Linked DNA regions of Mus musculus: region 2 is linked to region 1. A link is a loop called in an ENCODE intact Hi-C map of the cell type or tissue named here. Cell type or tissue: heart. All regions are shown on one strand. Links, peaks and the distances in the headings refer to the core of each region. The heading gives the core; the rest is flanking DNA.

What was found. Hi-C counts contacts between places; a loop is a spot of excess contacts. Peaks named below come from ENCODE experiments on the same cell type or tissue, not always from the same donor. Only the 100,000 strongest peaks of a DNase experiment are listed, where the experiment ranks them.
Region 2: it touches region 1 in a loop (4-fold over the local background); 2 of 42 quality-filtered maps call a loop at or near these places.

Annotation. Positions count from the first base shown.
Region 1 is chr5:138,208,012-138,210,937 of GRCm38, reverse strand. It overlaps a transcript of Nxpe5 not described here. Among named protein-coding and RNA genes, the nearest start is that of Gm454, 2.1 kb to the right of the region's middle. In heart, for the core only: no CTCF peak of the experiment used is centred there; a DNase peak (open chromatin) is centred at 1,231.
Region 2 is chr5:138,453,195-138,456,120 of GRCm38, reverse strand. Zfp157 (zinc finger protein 157) reads right to left here. Exons shown (of 5, transcript NM_028130.3): 4 at 1,032-1,141; 5 at 1-246. Among named protein-coding and RNA genes, the nearest start is that of Zfp157, 13 kb to the right of the region's middle. In heart, for the core only: no CTCF peak of the experiment used is centred there; no DNase peak of the experiment used is centred there.

The DNA.
Region 1 (2,926 bases), core at 225-2,724:
GAGTGGACCTGTCATTGACAGAGGGCCTCTCCTCCTGGATTTCATCTGCATTTTCTTATTTTAAGGAATGGGTGGGGGTAGTTTTATTTGGTGCTGCCATCTGCTGTGGGCTTGTGTTCATACTCTGGTTGGTCTACAAGCTCAGAGCCCAACAAAAACGTGACAAGGTTGTGATAGCTCAAGCACTTGCTGCCATAGAGCAAGGGGCCTCCCCTGAAATTTGGCTATCTATGCTCAAGAATTAGTCGACATCTGAGTTCTCTGCTATTGCATCCCACGGATTTGTGGATCCATTGCACTGGGATGAGAGAGACTCAACGATCATTGATCAGCCCTTGCACATCACTGAGGTTTCTTCTTGCACGCAATAGGGTGATCATGATTTCCCCACTAATTCATTTTTTGGCTGGCCTCTTTTGTAGAGTTCACCCTAGGTCATTTAGCAGTTACTGTCACACAGTACTGCGGTATCCAGAGACGGGTAACTTTCCTCATGCACAGACCAACCTAAGACACGGGGCCGGGTGGCGATAGGATTACCCTATGACAGGTAAGGCTGTGACATTGGAGGAACGACCTAAAACAGGAGCCACAGCAAATGGACATAACTGAAGAGGCCTAGACCAGCCTCATTTTTAATAAAATTTAAAGGGGGAGATGTGGAGAGCGGTAAGTAGTTGCCATTACAAGAGGGCACTGGCTCCCGCTGTGCCTAACTAGTAAACAAGCATTGTGCGCAGGTACGAGAGTGAATTCACGCCAAGTCACTGCCCATCTCGGGGTGTAGTAATGAGGTGATGGGCGAGCAACAAATCAGGTGCTGACACGCCATGCTGAGGGCTATATAAGCAGCACCACTTTCCGGGTTCTGGGTCTTCCCTCCTGAAGAAGCAATAAAGCTTTTGCTGCAGAAGAATCCAGTTGTCCGAGTGTGTTCTTGCTGGCGAGAAAAATAGCTTGGGACATATATATATATATATATATATATATATATATATATATATATATACATACATACATACATATCCTGCCAGATCCAGGTGTTACCTCAACATCTGCCTCCAGGACAGCTTCAAACCAGCTAGTCCTAGGTTGTCTAGCCTCACAGACTGCATCATCTAGGCCTAAACTTTCTTAGCCCCAGATGGTCCTACAGAGCCTGGACAGCAAGTGAAGCAGTCAGTTGTCCCAGGGCTTGACCAGCATTCCAATTTGCTTAGGGTCACCAAAAATAGTGTTGCCCAAGACGGCAGGAAGCAGTCTAAAGAACACGAGACACTCCCTCCTTCCTGCCCCAACATCACCCCTTCCTAGTTCATTTCTTTAATTAAACAAAAAAGGGAGGAATGTTAGTGTATAGGCAATCCCAATAGCCTGCTTTCAGGGACCTAGCAGCTGCTTACATCATCACCTGCTGCGGCTAGGGTCCCCAGATGTGTACTGGATTAAAGTGACTCCAGCCATCCCACCATCCCAGAGCTCTCTCAGCATTCTCTTTCTGTGTCTCCCTCCCCCCCTCACCCTCCCTCTTTCCTTCTCTCCCTCTCTCTTCCTTTCTTCCTCTTTCCATCTCCCTCTCCTTCTCCCTCCCTTCTTCCCCCCACACCCCCATGGTCTGCATGGTAACATTTCTGGCCTTGTTCTCTCAGACTGGTAAACCAGGCCAAGCACTGCCCTCAATAAACCTGCTTTTATAATTTTTAAATCTCATCTGATTTGGTTTATTACATTGGCAAAGATACTTATTACTGAGACAGAAACCTATTATGGCAGCAATCGCCCCTCCCTTCTTCCCAGCCTCGAGCCGCCCCCAGCCCCACGCCCCAGGCAATGAAAACACAAGTCAATTAATGTGAATACAAGCTGTGTGCCTATATTGGGCAGATCTACCACTACACTACCATCTTCCCCATCTATGAGACCCCTTAGAACTTGCAGTTTCTCCAGGCCACATGCTTCTTTCTGCCCCACTATTCTTCCACCCCCTCCTCTGTCCTCCTTCATCCTTGTCATCCTCTCTCCTTTTCTCTCCCAAAACCTTCCCCTCTTTCTTTGCCCAATCACCTGCTCTAGCCTTTATTTATAAATTAAGGTGGGAAGCAGGTTTACAGGAAATCACCTGAGTGCTGACTCATTCCTTGTTCACAGCCCCTCACAGGAGTACAGAATTAACATCAAATACAATGAGCCCAGGGCTATCAGCAACAGAGTATGTGCGATTTGTATATAAAACATATGCTCTTTGTCCTTTTGAAGAACCATCTGTAAAATCATAAAAACAAAAAATCTCTATATGATATCTAGATGTAATTTTAGGCAATACCCATGTGATATTGTCAAAAAAAAATCTTAAAAGGGAATCAATAGGATACTGATTACCTATTGATCTTGAGAAACTTGCTAATAAATCTGCCAATTATGGTCAATTATTATCAAGTGAAACAAATAATCAACATGCACAATTATGTCTACAGGCTCTTTACCAGTAAGCTGTTTAACATCTGTACCTCTCATCATTATTGCCTGTATAATTTTTTTAAATAAGAAGTGATAAATCATTGCAGGGAATTATGATATGTATAAATCTCTATACCTTATTGTTATGTAATTCCAGTAGGTGAAGAAGCAGAAGGAAGGACAAGTAGTTGATAAAGAAATAAGTAATTGATTCTGTGAGCTACCACTTTAGCAGGAGCATCGTTTAGTAAGCTAATCATCTGCTCTGCATCGGGTGTTATTTTGCCTTAAGAATTTACCTGAGAGTCTCCAGAATGCTACTGAGGAGTAGAGCCAAATCCTCAGTAGATATAGGCAGATAAGGACATGCCCTACTGACATGGCCGTAAACTTGTTGTAAGTCATTGAGGGTGCACTGTGTGGAAAGGTTGAGCTTAGAGGATGATGGGGGATTTATTATTGAGTAGTA
Region 2 (2,926 bases), core at 97-2,596, 250 kb before region 1:
GGAGAAAGCTTTCTTGCATTCTGTACACTGATAGATCTTCAATCTTGTACGAGCTCTCTGGTGTTGAGTGAGCGCTGACTTGTAACAGAAAGCTTTCTGACATTCCTTCCATTCGTATGGTTTCACACTTGGATAGTATGCATGCTGCTTGCTGCACTGCGATGGCAGGCTGACCATTTTCATACACGGTTTACACTCATAGGGTTTTGTACCTCGGGGAAGTTCCAGTTGAACCTTCATTTCTGCCTTGAGACAAAAGAATCTGTCAAGGTTTTCTACAAATGGGGCTTTTTTCTAGCATGTACTTACTAATGTTCTGTGAGGATAATAACATCTTAAAAGTTTTACAGGAAGTACACTCACAATTTTCCCTGCTGTGCATCTTGTTACTTAAAATAAGATTAATTTCTTTCTACCATTTTAAGTTATGCATACATGTAGAGGTATGTGTGTTCAGGAGCAGGCACCCACAGAGGCAGAGATGTCTTATTACTTGGGCGCTGGAATTACAGGCTAGCTAAGAGTCGCAAAACGTGTGCTGGGAACCTAGCTCCTGCTATGAGATAGAGTAGCTCAGGCTCTTAACTGCTCAGCTATCTCATCCTTTACCGTGTTCTATTCTGTGTCTGGTTATATGCAATATTTTCCTTATATGAGATATGTTTTGCAGAGTTAATTTTAAACAATGAAAATAAAAAATTTAAAAAAAAAAAGACTTCCAATCATGAAACTAGCAGTTTCTTAAATAGAAAACTTTTTAGGTATCAATAACATTGTCTCTGTGTAGATGTATGTCCCCAGTCAAACATTATAAATATCATCATGTGAACTTTCAACCTTGTTAGGCAGAGTAAGATGTTCAGGGTGCCAGAGGGGCTTGTCAGTTATTATCAGGTTTGTCACTAGCTAGCATCCCATTAGGCTCGCTACACACACTTTCTGCCACAGGTTAGGCTCCTTTGCTGTGAGCAATCCTCCTTATGTCCACAATCAAAATGTGAAGGATGTATTCACTTTCACATTTTACCTACTTCAATCATCTCTTTATTTGAAAGATTTCTGTTGATGCTTCCCACTGGCCACATACGACTCTCTGCATTTTCCAGGCAACTCTCATTTGGAGTATAAACTTCAAGAACACCTACAACAATATAATAAAAAAAAAAATCACTATCCTTAAATCAAATATATTATTTATTCAGTTCAAATATAATTGTGGGGTTTCTTCATGATTCTTCAGCTTAATGAGGGAAATTTTACACAAACAGGTAAGGCAGTCCTAAGCCATGTTCCTCCACTGCTTCTTCTTTTGACAAATACATGGAAAGAAGTTATTCACCTACTTCTTCGCTATTGTTTGGCGCATTAATTTTTAACTGTGTTGTTAACCTGAGCTGCTATTCCTTTATAACCTTAATTGTATACACACCATCTGATACCACAGCTCATTATGTGAGGTGCAAAGATTTTCTTTCACTAGCTACCCACTAAACATAGGCTTCACATTCTGTTTTAGGAGCAAAAAATGTAGGTTCATAAAAGGATTATTATACATTTCTTATAAATTTGATTCCTTCGCCCTGAAAAGCCACACAGGCTCTGTCTTCCATTGGTCATTGCCTACGATCGCCTTTCTCCCACACTGGAGGGCAGCTGCTGCAGAAGCTCCCAGGAATCCATCTTCTGTTCTACAAATCTCTTTGCCTCTTGGACTAAAATACATTTTTGCAAAAAAAAAAAAAAATTTATTAAAAATAAATGCTAAGAAAGGATTGGGTTGCGAGTCTGACTGGTATGTGCCTATATGTAGAGAATATCAATACACATTTAGGTATCTTTTACTATATATTAATTGTACAAAATTATAGACATAATTTATTCAAAATCATAGCTTGAGAAGTCTGAATCCTTAAGTAAGAAACTATTTTGTCTTTCAAATGGTCATATTATTGAACTGTCTTCTAAACATGTATGTTTCTATCTCCAGTTTACACTGTTCTCAAACTTCATCAGAAAAACTTCTTGCTGCAGTGGAAATGGTTAATACACACATGCATGACTGTTCAAAGCTTGGAAATTGAAGTAAGAGCAGAGATGACCATTATCTAATGAATAGATAATTAAAATATGATATTTATATACACATAAAATAAAAAATTATTATATTGTAAATAAAAATTAGATTGTGACCTTTGCAGGTAAATAAATGGAGCTGGAAATAGATGATTCTTTGAAAGACAACCCAGATCCTGAAAGATGACCCAAGTTCTCTCTCATATGTGGATCCGACCTCTGAATCTTTAGATGTATGTGCTTAAATAGGAAAACCTATAGAAGTCAGGAAAACAAAAAGAGGCCAAAAGGGAGATATAAAACAAATGTTATAAATGAGTAAAGGGGAATAATGGTGAAGGTAAGGTTCAGTGAGGTGAGGGTGAGAGGACAAGGCAGAGGGTGGGATACTAACACTAAAAGACCTTTCTTTAACAGCCTCATGGAAACCACTTTGAAAGGTTCTAAAAGAAAGGTGGGATGGATGGATGGATGGATGGATGGATGGATGGATGGATGGATGGATGGATGAGATAAATAGACAGATGACTGATTAATAGATAGACAGATAAACAGACAGACAGACAGACAGAAAGATAGAATAGAGATACCTTAGATAGGGAAAAATGAAATGCCCCAGATACCATATATTACTGAACAAAATATTCAGTGCTTTGACGTTATCTATTTTCAAGGTGTTGATAGTTTGATTCCAAAGACCTCCCCTGCACCAACAATAAAAAATATTGCTACTGTTCTTAGTTACTCCCTAGAACTTGACGGTAAGACCCCACTTGTGAAGCCACTTTAAACTTCAGTTATAAAACATGAAAGATTAAGCTGATACTGATCTTGAAGCTTCATGCCTGCTGGC